Linked DNA regions of Mus musculus: region 2 is linked to region 1. Evidence: chromatin loops called from intact Hi-C (ENCODE). Cell type or tissue: left cerebral cortex. All regions are shown on one strand. Links, peaks and the distances in the headings refer to the core of each region. The heading gives the core; the rest is flanking DNA.

What was found. Hi-C counts contacts between places; a loop is a spot of excess contacts. Peaks named below come from ENCODE experiments on the same cell type or tissue, not always from the same donor. Only the 100,000 strongest peaks of a DNase experiment are listed, where the experiment ranks them.
Region 2: a loop joins it to region 1, with 5 times the contacts of the local background. A loop is called at or near these places in 25 of 42 quality-filtered maps.

The regions. Positions count from the first base shown.
Region 1 is chrX:106,793,413-106,796,223 of GRCm38, reverse strand. No RefSeq gene overlaps it. Among named protein-coding and RNA genes, the nearest start is that of Rtl3, 46 kb to the left of the region's middle. In left cerebral cortex, for the core only: a CTCF peak has its summit at 1,368 (motif pointing left); DNase peaks (open chromatin) are centred at 1,140 and 1,337.
Region 2 is chrX:107,148,678-107,151,488 of GRCm38, reverse strand. It overlaps P2ry10b (purinergic receptor P2Y, G-protein coupled 10B), which reads right to left and starts at 2,562. Exons shown (of 2, transcript NM_001122596.1): 1 at 2,342-2,562. In left cerebral cortex, for the core only: no CTCF peak of the experiment used is centred there; DNase peaks (open chromatin) are centred at 604 and 1,316.

The DNA of each region.
Region 1 (2,811 bases), core at 312-2,811:
ACTTCTATTCTTGTTTTTCTAATAAGATGAGCTATGTTACTGAAGGGAATAGACGGAGATTGATAACGGTCATGTGCCAATCCTTACCAAGACCAACACTTTCTGGGAAATGCATCCTTAGCAAATTTCATAATTGTGCTAACATCACTGAAAGTCCTTGGGCCAACTATGACAGCTAAGACATCACTTGGCAGCATACTATGGGACGGGTTATACACATTCTTTTCTTAACAAAAGGATCATTGTGTAGTGCATGATCACAGTTTCTCTCATATAATCCATGTCAGAGCTTCAGGGTATATTGGAATCCCATGAAATTTTCACATACATATTTTTCTTGGAAGAACATTTGCAGGTCTCAGCTTAGTCACAAAAGAATTTGTGTCTGTCCTCTCAATAAATAAAAATTAAGAACGTAAGCCTCAAGTATCCTAATTCCAAAAGAAACTATATGAAGTTCCAGAGTACAAGGTTTCAAAACACAAGGGGTAGCATTATTTTTAAATGGTGGATTTAATTAATGGAAAAGAAATAAATGATGAACTATTTGAAGAGCTCTTGTTTTGCTTTCATGTTTGCAAAATGTCACCCTAAACGACTTTTGGTAAAGGTCTGTTCAAGAAACAGTGTTCTGTGCTGGAAATGAAGGCTCAGAAGAGATGTTCTAGAAAAAAATTGTAATTTTTTAATGCAAGAATGCTTTTATTTATTTTTAAATTTATTTATTTTTTACACTCCATATTCCATTTTCCACCCCTCCATCCACCCTCCAACTGCTCCACATTCCACACCTCCTCCCCACCCCACCCCGTCTCCACGTGGATGCCCCCACCCACACCCACCCCACCTGACCTCTAAACTCTCTGGGGCCTCCAGTCTCTTGAGGGTTAGGTGCATCATCTCTGAATGAACACAGATCCAGCAGTCCTCTACTGTATGTGTGTTGGGAGCCTCATATCAGCTGATGTATGCTGTCTGTTTGGTGGTTCAGTGTTTGAGAGATCTCAGGGGTCCAGATTAATTGAGACTTCTGGTCCTCCTACAGGATTGCCCTTCTTCTCAACTTCTTTCAGCCTTCCCTAATTCAACAACAGGGGTCCCAAGGCCTGACACTATTACTAAGGCTATGGAACATTCACAAAAAAGGACCTATTGTGACTATCATGAAAGACCCAAAAAGCAGCTGAAAGAGTCAGATGCAGGTATTTGCAACCAACCAATGGACAGAAGCAGCTGAGCCTTGTGGTTGAATTAGAAAAAAATTTAACACTTTCTTCCTTTCCTTTCTTAAGGGAGACAAAAAGACCAAATGCTTTTCTTTTTAACCAGCATTTAATTTAATTCACATTATAATAGCACCATCTAGTGGTACATGGTAGAAACACACGAATCTAGGAGCATCTGAATCAGTTAGCGTGGTTCTTCAAACTGACCTGTGAACCCTACCTAGGGAAACCTGAATCATATGCTGTTTGACCTTCAAGCTCTGTCTCTCTGTCTCTGTCTCTGACTCTATCTGTCTCTCTATCTCTCTCTGTCTCTCTGTCTCTCTGTCTCTGTCTCTGTCTCTGTCTCTGTCTCTGTCTCTCTCTCTCTCTCTCTCTCTCTCACACACACACACACACACACACACACACACACACACGGGTAAAACTGCAAGAACCTGAGGAACACGACTTTCCCTCACATACCATCTTGGTAAAATGGAAGTGTTGAAATTTGGAAGACAGATTTGCAGGATTCACTCAACAGAAGGATGCTTTGCTGTCAAATTTTCTATTATGAAATCCTGTAGGAGAATAATCTAGCAGCTGCTACATGTGTGCTCAGGAATGAATAGTTGTACAGAGTGGCTTTCTTCACTTCCCCCAGGATTCGTGCATCCCACCTGTGCAGAGTTCATGAAAAAATCTGATCTCCATATAAACACCACGAGGCTGATATTGTTATCCTTTTAATACAGGGACACGAAGGCCAGGGGAGATTTGAGTGCCTTGCCTGAAGACACACAACAAAGTATTAAGGAAAACTAGAACACTTACAATTTCAATCCAAAGGGGCCAACAAAAGGCCTTTTGTGAGCTTGAGAAAAATGAAAATTGTATGACAATTATAAGAATAGAGATACTCAAAGGGACTTATAAAACAAATGCTGAAGACTAGATACATAACCATAAAACAGAACATAGACGTAGATTAGAAATATAGCTCATCGTTCTAAGACTTGTAAACAAAAACCTCATGAATGGAGTTAGTTCCGAGTGATAAGCCCAAGAGTTATATCAATATTACCAAATGGCAAAACTGACACCACACCAAGTTGTGTCCCATAAGAGCCTTGTTGCTTAATGTTTTCTGAAGAAATAGAACAGACCCTCAGACACTTAATAGGTAGTGTTATCATAATTAACCATGAAGAAATATCAACACACTTCACACCCCAATTCAATTTAAATAGTCTGAGCTTCCCACAACAGCAATTCATTTTTATTTTTATTTTATATGTGTGAGTGTTTTGCCTGCATGTATGTGTATCTGCAACACGTATGTACCTGGTGTCCAAGAAGGGGGTCATATTCTCTGGGACTAGAGTTACAGACACTTGTGAGATGCTCTGTTGGTATCTGGAACTGAACCCAGGTCTTCTGAAAGAGCAGCTGGTGCTCTTAACACTAAGCCACCTCTCCGGTCCCACATGCAACAATATATTTTAAGATATACCTTATGCCATGGAAGGAGTTACAAAGAAAAAGTTTGGAGCAGATACTGAAGGAATGACCGTCCAGAGACTGTCCCACCTGAGGACCCATC
Region 2 (2,811 bases), core at 301-2,800, 360 kb before region 1:
TAGTGGTATATTATAATTTTATACCACTAGAAACTTCAGGCAAGTATTATTTTTCCAATCTTGAGCAATAAGTTTGACCAAGTGGAAAATGTCTCATGCTCTAGTGAATAATTTCTTTCTCAGCCTTCTAGGACACACACATTCACAGCTGCAGAAAGTAAGACATCAGCACAGAGTCAGCCAACAGAAACCTCTCCCTTCCCCTAGGGTTCTACAATTCAGCAAACATCTAGTCCCTACTAAGCTCCAACTTTGTGTTAAAAGTCTGCTGCTAGGGACACACGGATGATTAATTTCCTTCTTCCCTCATCTAGTCTCAAAAGCCACTTGAACAACTGATCTTTCTTCTCATTAAACTTCCTGGGTGGAGTGGGGGAAGGGGAAACTGTCTGGTGGCGAAAACTCCACCCAGAACTTTAAGTTTTCTGAGGACATCTTTTGTCACAACCCCACCAAAACTGTTTCTAAAGAGGGTCTGTCCAGGGAATGCTGCTGATTTCAGCCCTTCTTGAGGTTCCCAGAGCTTTGCAGCTTCTTAGCCTGCCTGGATTTCATATACTGGCCCCAGTATCAGTCACTTTGGAACAACTTTGCTATAGGAAAAAAGCCCCACCCATACTTGTGGTCAGGGAGATTAGGCAAAGCTTTCTCAATAGCAGACAGTATGGTGCCGCTTGGCAACCATAATATACACATAGTGCCATTCTGTGAGTCACGCTCATGTAGTCTACAGCTGTTAGTTTCATTTTGTTACTGGAAAAAAACAGTAGTACAATAAAGCATTTATCCTAAATTTTTACAGAAAAAAACTCCATTTGGACAATTTTTTAAAGGTGCTATTTACTATCTTCAACACTTCACTCTGGGGAAAATTAAATATGTACAAAATACACTGATTTCCTCATCTCAGGAGAAGGAAAATGTTGATGTAAATAGGTTTTATTTATATTTTCCTAATAAATACATTAAACATATTTTACTAAGGCTTACAATCTCACATAAAATCATGTAATTTTACACACGTGGATAATTTTACATATAGAAGGATCAAATTCCACATGTGAAATTAGCAGACTTTAAAAAGAACACGTTTTTTTAAAACCACAGAAGGAATTCCTTCTAAAAAAGACAGCAAAATGTTTGGAACGCCTTCTGAAAATGCTTCCCATGTTCTCAAATTAAAAATACATCCAAAGAAATGTTCATCGTAAGCTGAGAATCAGCCCCATTGAGACTCGACAGCTGTGCTAAGTTCTAGGGCTTGATGAAAATCCTTTTGTGCTATTTGAAGCCATCACATCCCACCGGAAAATGCATGCATGGAAAATGTCCCAATCTGAGAAAACATGTCAAGTCTCATCTTATGAAAAGATTAAGGCACTTAGATGCATTTACTACTTGAATGCTGCTTTAATTTGGTTGACACAAACCATGGGTTTAAAATTGTAAGTTTATTTTCTCCCGTTGGCTCACACTAACAAAAATGCATTTAATGAACCACAATCTCAATTTTAACACAGAATTGTTAGAAGCAATGTTTACTACAAGTCTGAACCCCTGGTTTTTGTCAGTGGCATGCTAAATTGTAGAGAAAGGAGCTTTCTATCTAGACAGCCACATTTCCTCTCAGAAAGCATGCAGCAGTTTCAGCGAACATTTTAACCACTTAAACTTATAAATAGATATTACCTCACTGAAGTCTCCATTCTTCATAACAATATATCCCCCCAAAGGTAAGATATTAGCAGACTCAGAATTAAGTTTTCAGTGGAAGCAGCAGAAAATCACACTGTCGTTTTCAATTCACAGAGGCTTTTTAGTTCTATTTTTGAATGTATGAAGAGAAAGCCAAGAACCTTACCCTTTCTACCCAGATATCCTGTAGTGAACTGCAGGCTTTTACAGCTAGAAGAGGAAGTAACGTAGTTTATTCAGCAAAACAGGAAAAAAAAACAAAATCGTTTACCTCTAATGGGAGGTAGAACTGTCTGTCAGCATCACTCAGTTGTTTGGGAAAGCCTTTGCCTCAGAGGATATTGTGGGCAAAGTAAATTCAAATTTTGGCTTTGATAAATTCAGAGTTTCCATGATTTGTACACTTCTTCAATCAGGAACAGAGTATCTGACTTTAATTTGCCACGTATTACAGTCGTTGTCTCAGTCTATTCTGAACATTTAAATTGTGGGCTATGCAAAAAGCCAGTTTAACTGTTAGAATTTTATTTACCATTGAAAAATCAATTCTTATGTTTATAAAATCCTAATTGCGTTTTTACAGAAAGCAGTAAGTATCAATTTTATATTGATTCCCCATTTTTTCCCATCATATTTAATTCCTTACCATGGCTTCTTTCTGCTGCAATCTTCCGGCATCTACTTCTTAGAGAAATCCATTCCCAGGACTCAGAAGGCTACTATCTAGCTAACTACACCACAGTTTCCTAAACTTATAAAAGATACTGTGCTTCTAGATATCATTACATCCCATGACTACAATGGCTAATGTTTCCATCTAAAGACATAAACGGTCATGTGCCTTTGCTATGGTACTTCGAAAGAGAATGTGTCAAGAATGCACTGAGCTTCCTGCTATGCACACGCCCAACTTATTCTATCATCATCTTTCTTCTTCCTTTTTTCCCCCCCTTTCTATGAGCATGCAGGCATATGTCTGAGTCACATATGATTTTCAGGCTGGCTATATGAGGTCAATATTTCCAAATTAGCTACATTTTGCCATATTGTCTGTTTTAGGAATTAAGCAATGGTAATAATAAAAACTTCTTTGGGAGTTAGGACAAATCTTATTGG